2 separate regions of the Homo sapiens genome follow, and region 2 is linked to region 1. The links are chromatin contacts, found by Hi-C in ENCODE. All regions are on one chromosome and are shown on one strand. Each heading gives the region's core, a stretch centred on a gene start or an enhancer-like site at or near the end of the contact. The rest is flanking DNA. Distances are from core to core; before and after follow the strand shown. Region 1 has its middle 10 kb from the start of CD180. Region 2 overlaps ZNF366 (zinc finger protein 366).

Region 1 (3,037 bases), core at 267-2,766:
TCCTCCACCAGGGCCTGCCCAGGGTCTCAGGGTGGCCTCCCTACCCTGCTTCCCTCCAGACCCCTTCCATCCCCTTGGAAGGGCATCCTCCCTCCTTACAGGGCCAGGTATTTTTCTCTGGATTTAACCAGACAACGACATTTTATTTTCTGTTCATCTCCTCCAACCACCCAACTCCCACCTCCTCCCACTTCTCTTCCCTGCCTCCCTTTTGACTGAAGAATCCCTGCTCCCTTGGTCTTCCAGTGAGGCCGCAGTGACTAAAGGGGACCCCTTCCCATCCACTCATCCCCACCCTGGTCCAGTTTCCCAGACCCCGATGCAGTTGGTTGTAAATTCTTCCAGGAGCTGTTTTCTGTCTCCTTTTTGGGAATTTTTTTAAAGTAAAAAACTTAAAACAGAAGTTTAAAAAGCAAAATGTGGAAGAAGAAAGCAATGACAGATTTGTTTCGTGGTTTTTTTTTTCTTTCTAAGGTGGGCTACTAGAAAACTTACAGTTGCATATGTGGCTCCCATTTCTACTGGGCAGTGCTGCTCAGAAGGATGTGCAGGGTTCGCCCAGGCAAGGAGACCCATGTTTAAGGAGATGACAGAGGCTGGGAGAGCACTGCCTAAGAGAAAGCCTAGGGGACGAGGCTGGGATGGGGTCACAGAGCATCGGGCTGGCACTCTCCCACCTCGCTCTGCCCTTGACTCCGACTATGACTAAATGGACATTTTTCATGGGCAAGGAAGGAGACAGGATTAAAAGTTTTCTTCAAAGCATTGGGCAAAACTGGTTGTTTTGGTGGGTTTTTTTTCCCTTCTTCGGGCTTCCCTGATGCCTTCTTTCTCTTGTTTGATCTCTGGGGCCAGACTCCCTAGGTTCAAGCCCCAACCCATCCATACAGTGAATGACCTTGGGCAATTTACTTAGCTTCCTTGTGTTTCTTTGCCTAGAAAAGACTACTCAGAGTCTAGGCATAGGATTACATTAGTTTGCATCTCTAAAATACTTAGAACAGTACCTGGCAATAGTAAGCACTATGTGCTAGATACTCATTTCTCAGACAAGAGGGGGATAAAAGGTAAATTTTAATGAGCTTTCTTATGAAAATGGTAAATGCTTCATATTCTATTAATTTAAAAAACATCAGCAACCTTCCAAATTCAATTCTGCTGATGAAAGTATATGTATTTTTTTTTAAAAGATGACAATCCAAAAAAAAAAAAGGTGCATCTATTTGGGAAGTGTGGGCCATGGCCAGGCTATTTTCTTGTTAGAATTCTGGATTGGGAGCAGGCCATCTCCTGCCCTGGAAAACAACCAGCTCTTCAAGAATCCAGCTCCACTGCACCCACACAGAGCTTGAGGCCTGGGGATAGCAGGTGCCTTAACCGCTTGTCATAGGTCTGAATTGCAATGGAGCTCAGTCATTTCCCGTATCAGCACACCATTTTGACTTCACATTTTGACCTCTCCAGAAACTAGCAAACCGCAGTGCCCCACCCAGCTGTACAGGTTTCTCTGAAAAACCACAGCCTAGGCTATCTCCAAATCAATTCTGAGAGTAGTTTTGTCATGACTGACTCACTTGAAGCAAACATTTTTTGTCATTTGTTCAGTTTCTTTATTGACTCTTGACTATTTAATGTGCATGTTTCAAAGTTACAAGTCAGCCTCGCTTTATACAGCCAAGATATGTGTAGTTAAATTTTTAAAAATCAAGTCATCAAAAAACTTGCACCACGTTTGTTACAGTTGAAAGAAATTCTACAAGGAACTCTAGTCTGTGAGCACAGTCACAAATAATATGAGTCCTTTGATAAATTAATGTTTATCAGTTCTACAAATTAAAAGTGTTATGGTAGATTTGTTTAAAGCAAATTAAACTATATTTAGAAGGTGGGAACAGAAATTTTACAATTTCCTCTTTTTACTTCTTTTTTTGTTTGTTTGTTCATTAATTATAGACTGCAACAGGAACTACAGTAGTTATGTTCCAACGAGAAAAACTATGCTAGAATTTGAAACTAGAATGTTAGAATATCACCATACTTGGCCATTGCTGATGGCATCTCTCTGTAAGGACTTTTTCGCTACCTTGATGTCTGTTTATGGCTGGTCTGATCATGGTATATGCTTATTCTGCCATATAAACTGGATTTTTTCTCTGGTTGAAAACCCAAGACACACCAGTTCTTAGCTTCTTATTTTCTTCTCCATAGGCTCCATATCTTGCATCTCATTTGGGGAAAAAGTCAAAAAGCTAGATTTGCCCTACCTCAGAGGTGAACTGCCTACCACATTGGCCAATGTCAGGGCTGTGGGGCATGTCACATCTCAGGGGGCTGGAGCCCACCACTCCCTGACTTACCTCCTACAAACACATCCCACGGTGCCTCAGCTGGACACTAGGTCCCAGACCCTGAACTGGAAGAAGCTCAGAGCCGGGATCTCAGGCAGGTTTCCTCTTTGATGGTGCTGGCTGCTGAGATGATCAGGCATCTGAGCAACCCCAAGGACTCAGATGAGTGGGCCCCAACGAGACACTGAGGGAAGAAAACAAATGGGTGCTACCTGGGCCTTCCACAGACCAAGAAAGATGATGATCCCACAGAAACAAAGTTCTGGTGAATGAGGAACAAATGGGAAGGTATGACAATGAAAAGCCACAGCTTAAAGTGAGGTTCAACAATAAAAACGAATATAAAAATCTGAGGGGATGAAAGCTTAAAGAGGCCCAATTAAAGCAAGAACTGAATGCTGACCAAACTGGCCTTACAGGAAAAAGACTTTCAGAAAGAAAATGCAATCGAAGTGAAATGAACGACAGGCAAAGAAACAAATGCAACCTATAAAAATCAAAGAAAAATAATGAAGATGTGTTTTCCTGAGCACGGAGGTCACAGGGATTGAGCAAGGTTTTGACCAACTCCCCATCAATCTCCACATAATAAAGTGATAGATTTCTGCGACTGGGGCTGGTTTGGTTTTGTTCTTAAGTCAGAAATTATAGTTGTTTCCAGATCTTAGGCTAGAATCGAAAACTTGGGA
Region 2 (3,037 bases), core at 302-2,801, 5.3 Mb before region 1:
TCTTATGGATAATAGCAGTTAAGGAAGCTATCTGAGCCCCAGATTCCTTTAACACAGATGAACCCAATATTTTCCTTTTCAAACTATTTGTTTCTTGATTTATAGCCTATTGGGTTTGGGTGATGCATTGTAGAAAGCCAGGGACCTTAGAAAAATGTCTGACCGTAACAATGAAAATGTATGATTATTCTAAAGTCTTCTCCCTCTTATTAGTACAAAGAATGGGTTGCAACTAATTTCCCAAACATTTTTTTAGGTGGAAGAGTGAAGGGTGACTACCCATTCTTGGTTTACATTTCCCTTTCTCAGTCCAGGAGTCTTTCTTTCTACCCATGACTGCCCTTCGGCCTTTTCAGGAATCTGTTTTCTGGCTGGGTTGCAGAACTTGGTGGCACTTTGATAATGGCTCTCCAGCATTAGTGTACCAGGCCTTAGGGCTTACCCTGAATCTGAGAGTTAGCTCAGAGAATAGTGCCCTTGGATGAGGAGGGTACGCAACAACTCACACAAAGCGTGTGTATCAAGTTCTTTTCATAACTACCTAATAACTTATAGATGTGCTGATGATTTCATTAGGGAAATATCGAAAGTCATCCACAGTCTAAATAACACAAGATAAAATTATACCTTTTAAAACTTCATGGGAGACTTTAAAAACAAGAACCACCCATTTCTTCTCTCATCCCAAAGCAGTTGATTGGGCATCTACTTTGAGCCAGGTTCCATCCCGGGAATTGAAGATGCAGCAGTGAATAAAACAGATCCAGTCCCTGTCTTCACAGTTTAGCAAGAATTGCAAGAGCTGGTTTGCTAGTGTTGACCCAGCACTATTCTAGTGTCTGAGACTTTGGGTTTGACAAACAGGTCCTCCTGTCCCTAGGAAGGTGACCTCTGATGTTAGATTCGGGGCAATGTTTCAGTTTCTCACACACTGGCTGAAATAGCTCATGAGATCAGCCTTTGCTTCAACTCCCCATTCATCAAAGCAGACTGTTATTAATATAAGCTTGAAAACATCTCCGTAATAGCAAAAACAGCCATAGAGAAGGGATGGGGAGGTATTCTTTAACTACATGGTTTATCGCCACATGGTATGAATAAACTCACCCTAGCCTTATCCATAGCCTTTTTGAGCGTGGTTCACCTTCGCTGCTGTGACAAGACCAACTCAGGATAAATGGGTAAAGTCGTGGTTAACTTGCAAGGCAGAGGCCCAGATGCCATGAGTCATGATCAAGAGCTTCAGCTTAGAAAACAGACATGATGTTAGACAGCATCAAACCACTGATCACAACCCAGTCCCCCTCTCCTGTCCACTCTTTCTCACTCCTTAAGGGCAGCATACTGTCTAGTGTTTAACATACTTTCTCATACACATTCTAAATTTCCAACAACCCTATGAGGATATCCTAACTCCCATTTCATGAATGAGAAAATCAAACCTCAAAAGTAACTTACTCACTCTCCCACAGCTGCTAGCACAAAGCCAACATTCAAACCTAGACTTTCAGGCTCCAAACCAACGCTCTTTCCATTATCCCACACGCAGCGGCTTTTACATTTTCAGTTCTTCTTTCTTTTTGCACGTTGTTTCAACTCTTTCTGGTGGGGAACTGTCTTACAACCTGCTGGTTTTCTCCAGGGTCTCTGGAGGCAGCCATGGATCAATGACTCAGAGGAGGGCTTGCCCCACCTCCTCATGTTTTGGGTCTCTTAACCAGATTGCCATCCCCAAGCCTCTCCTGCCTCCTGCATAAGAATCCTGTCAGTTTTATGGGTGCCTGTGGATCTACTTTAAGAAATAGAGCGGAGCATGTGGGTGGTACACATTGAGGTTTTCTATGAATCTATTAATATTTTTGCTGAGGACACCCAGAATTTTAACTTGACTGATTTCAAGATAAATTACCTCCTCAGGAAGACATCCTTCCCCTGCTTTTCCCTTCAACACTCCCCTTCCCCAGGATGGTTTGTTTGCTAGATTTTGTTGTTGTTGTTGTTTCACCACCTCGGGCTTCTCCTTATCACCTGGTGCTGGTGCTCAAAGGCAGAGATATTAATAGCTAGAAGCAGCCACAGCTGATCTCTCTTTCAAGCAGGCCAAGGGGAAATCAGATCTAGTTCTCCTTGACCTCTGTAGGGACCGGTGATGATCCTTAAGGTCTTTATGCAGAAAAACATCTGTATTCAGAAAGGGACTGCTGTTTTAAATGTCTGTAAAAATTTCCCTGGATAGATCCTACTTTTTTCTTTTTCTTTTTCTTTTTTTTAGACAGAGTCTTGCTCTGTCACCCAGACTAGAGTGCAGTGGTGCAATCTCGGCTCACTGCAACCTCCGACTCCTGGGTTCAAGCAATCGTCCTGCCTCAGCCTCCCAAGTAGCTGGGATTACAGGCACCCGCCACTACACCTGGCTAATTTTTGAATTTTTAATAGAGACGGGTTTCACCATCTTGGCCAGGCTGGTCTCAAACTCCTGACCTCATGATCCACCTGCCTCAGCCTCCCAAATTGCTGGGATTACAGGCATGAGCCATTGCGCCCAGCCGAGATCCTACTTTTTAAAAAACCTTCTGGGTTTCTGATTTTATTCTAGTGTGCACAGACTACTATTTTAAGGGTGGGAGAATCATTATACATACACACAGAAACTGGGGGAAATTAATATTATGACATTAAGATACGTAAAAAATTAAAATGTATGCACCTAAATTCTCTGCATTTGGGGACATAATTGTGCCATTTATGTTTAAAGAAATAGCCACATCATCTCTGTTCGACATTTTTTTTTTTGCTTTACTAGGACAATGGTGACAAAAATTCAAATGCTGAAAATAAATATGCTTTTGAGATTAACATTATATTAGGAGTATATTACAACTCCTAATGTATTAAAAGGAAACAATTAGTTGATTATGTCATAACTAAAAACAAAAATATTAAACAAAGGCAATAATAACGTGCATAGACTGAAATAACTTCCGTTTCACAATTAGTGATAACATTCCATTCCAAGTCGGTAGCTTTCCAGTATAAG

The links. Hi-C counts contacts between places; a loop is a spot of excess contacts on that map. Pooled maps may share reads with other maps.
Region 2: a loop to region 1 is called in a map with no recorded cell type, with 20 times the contacts of the local background. The contact joins two enhancer-like sites. A Hi-C loop is called at or near these places in 2 of 37 single-sample maps with no recorded cell type and 1 of 50 pooled maps.

The regions. Positions count from the first base shown.
Region 1 is chr5:67,205,575-67,208,611 of GRCh38, reverse strand. No RefSeq gene overlaps it. Among named protein-coding and RNA genes, the nearest start is that of CD180, 10 kb to the right of the region's middle. RefSeq lists an enhancer at 1,263-2,462. Within about 2 kb of position 1,516, at least 13 of the 41 ENCODE cell types and tissues checked have a DNase peak (open chromatin) inside an H3K27ac peak, as active enhancers do.
Region 2 is chr5:72,464,290-72,467,326 of GRCh38, reverse strand. All of the region lies in intron 1 of ZNF366 (zinc finger protein 366), which reads left to right. Among named protein-coding and RNA genes, the nearest start is that of ZNF366, 42 kb to the left of the region's middle. RefSeq lists enhancers at 1,267-1,586, 1,957-2,016. Within about 2 kb of position 1,551, at least 3 of the 41 ENCODE cell types and tissues checked have a DNase peak (open chromatin) inside an H3K27ac peak, as active enhancers do.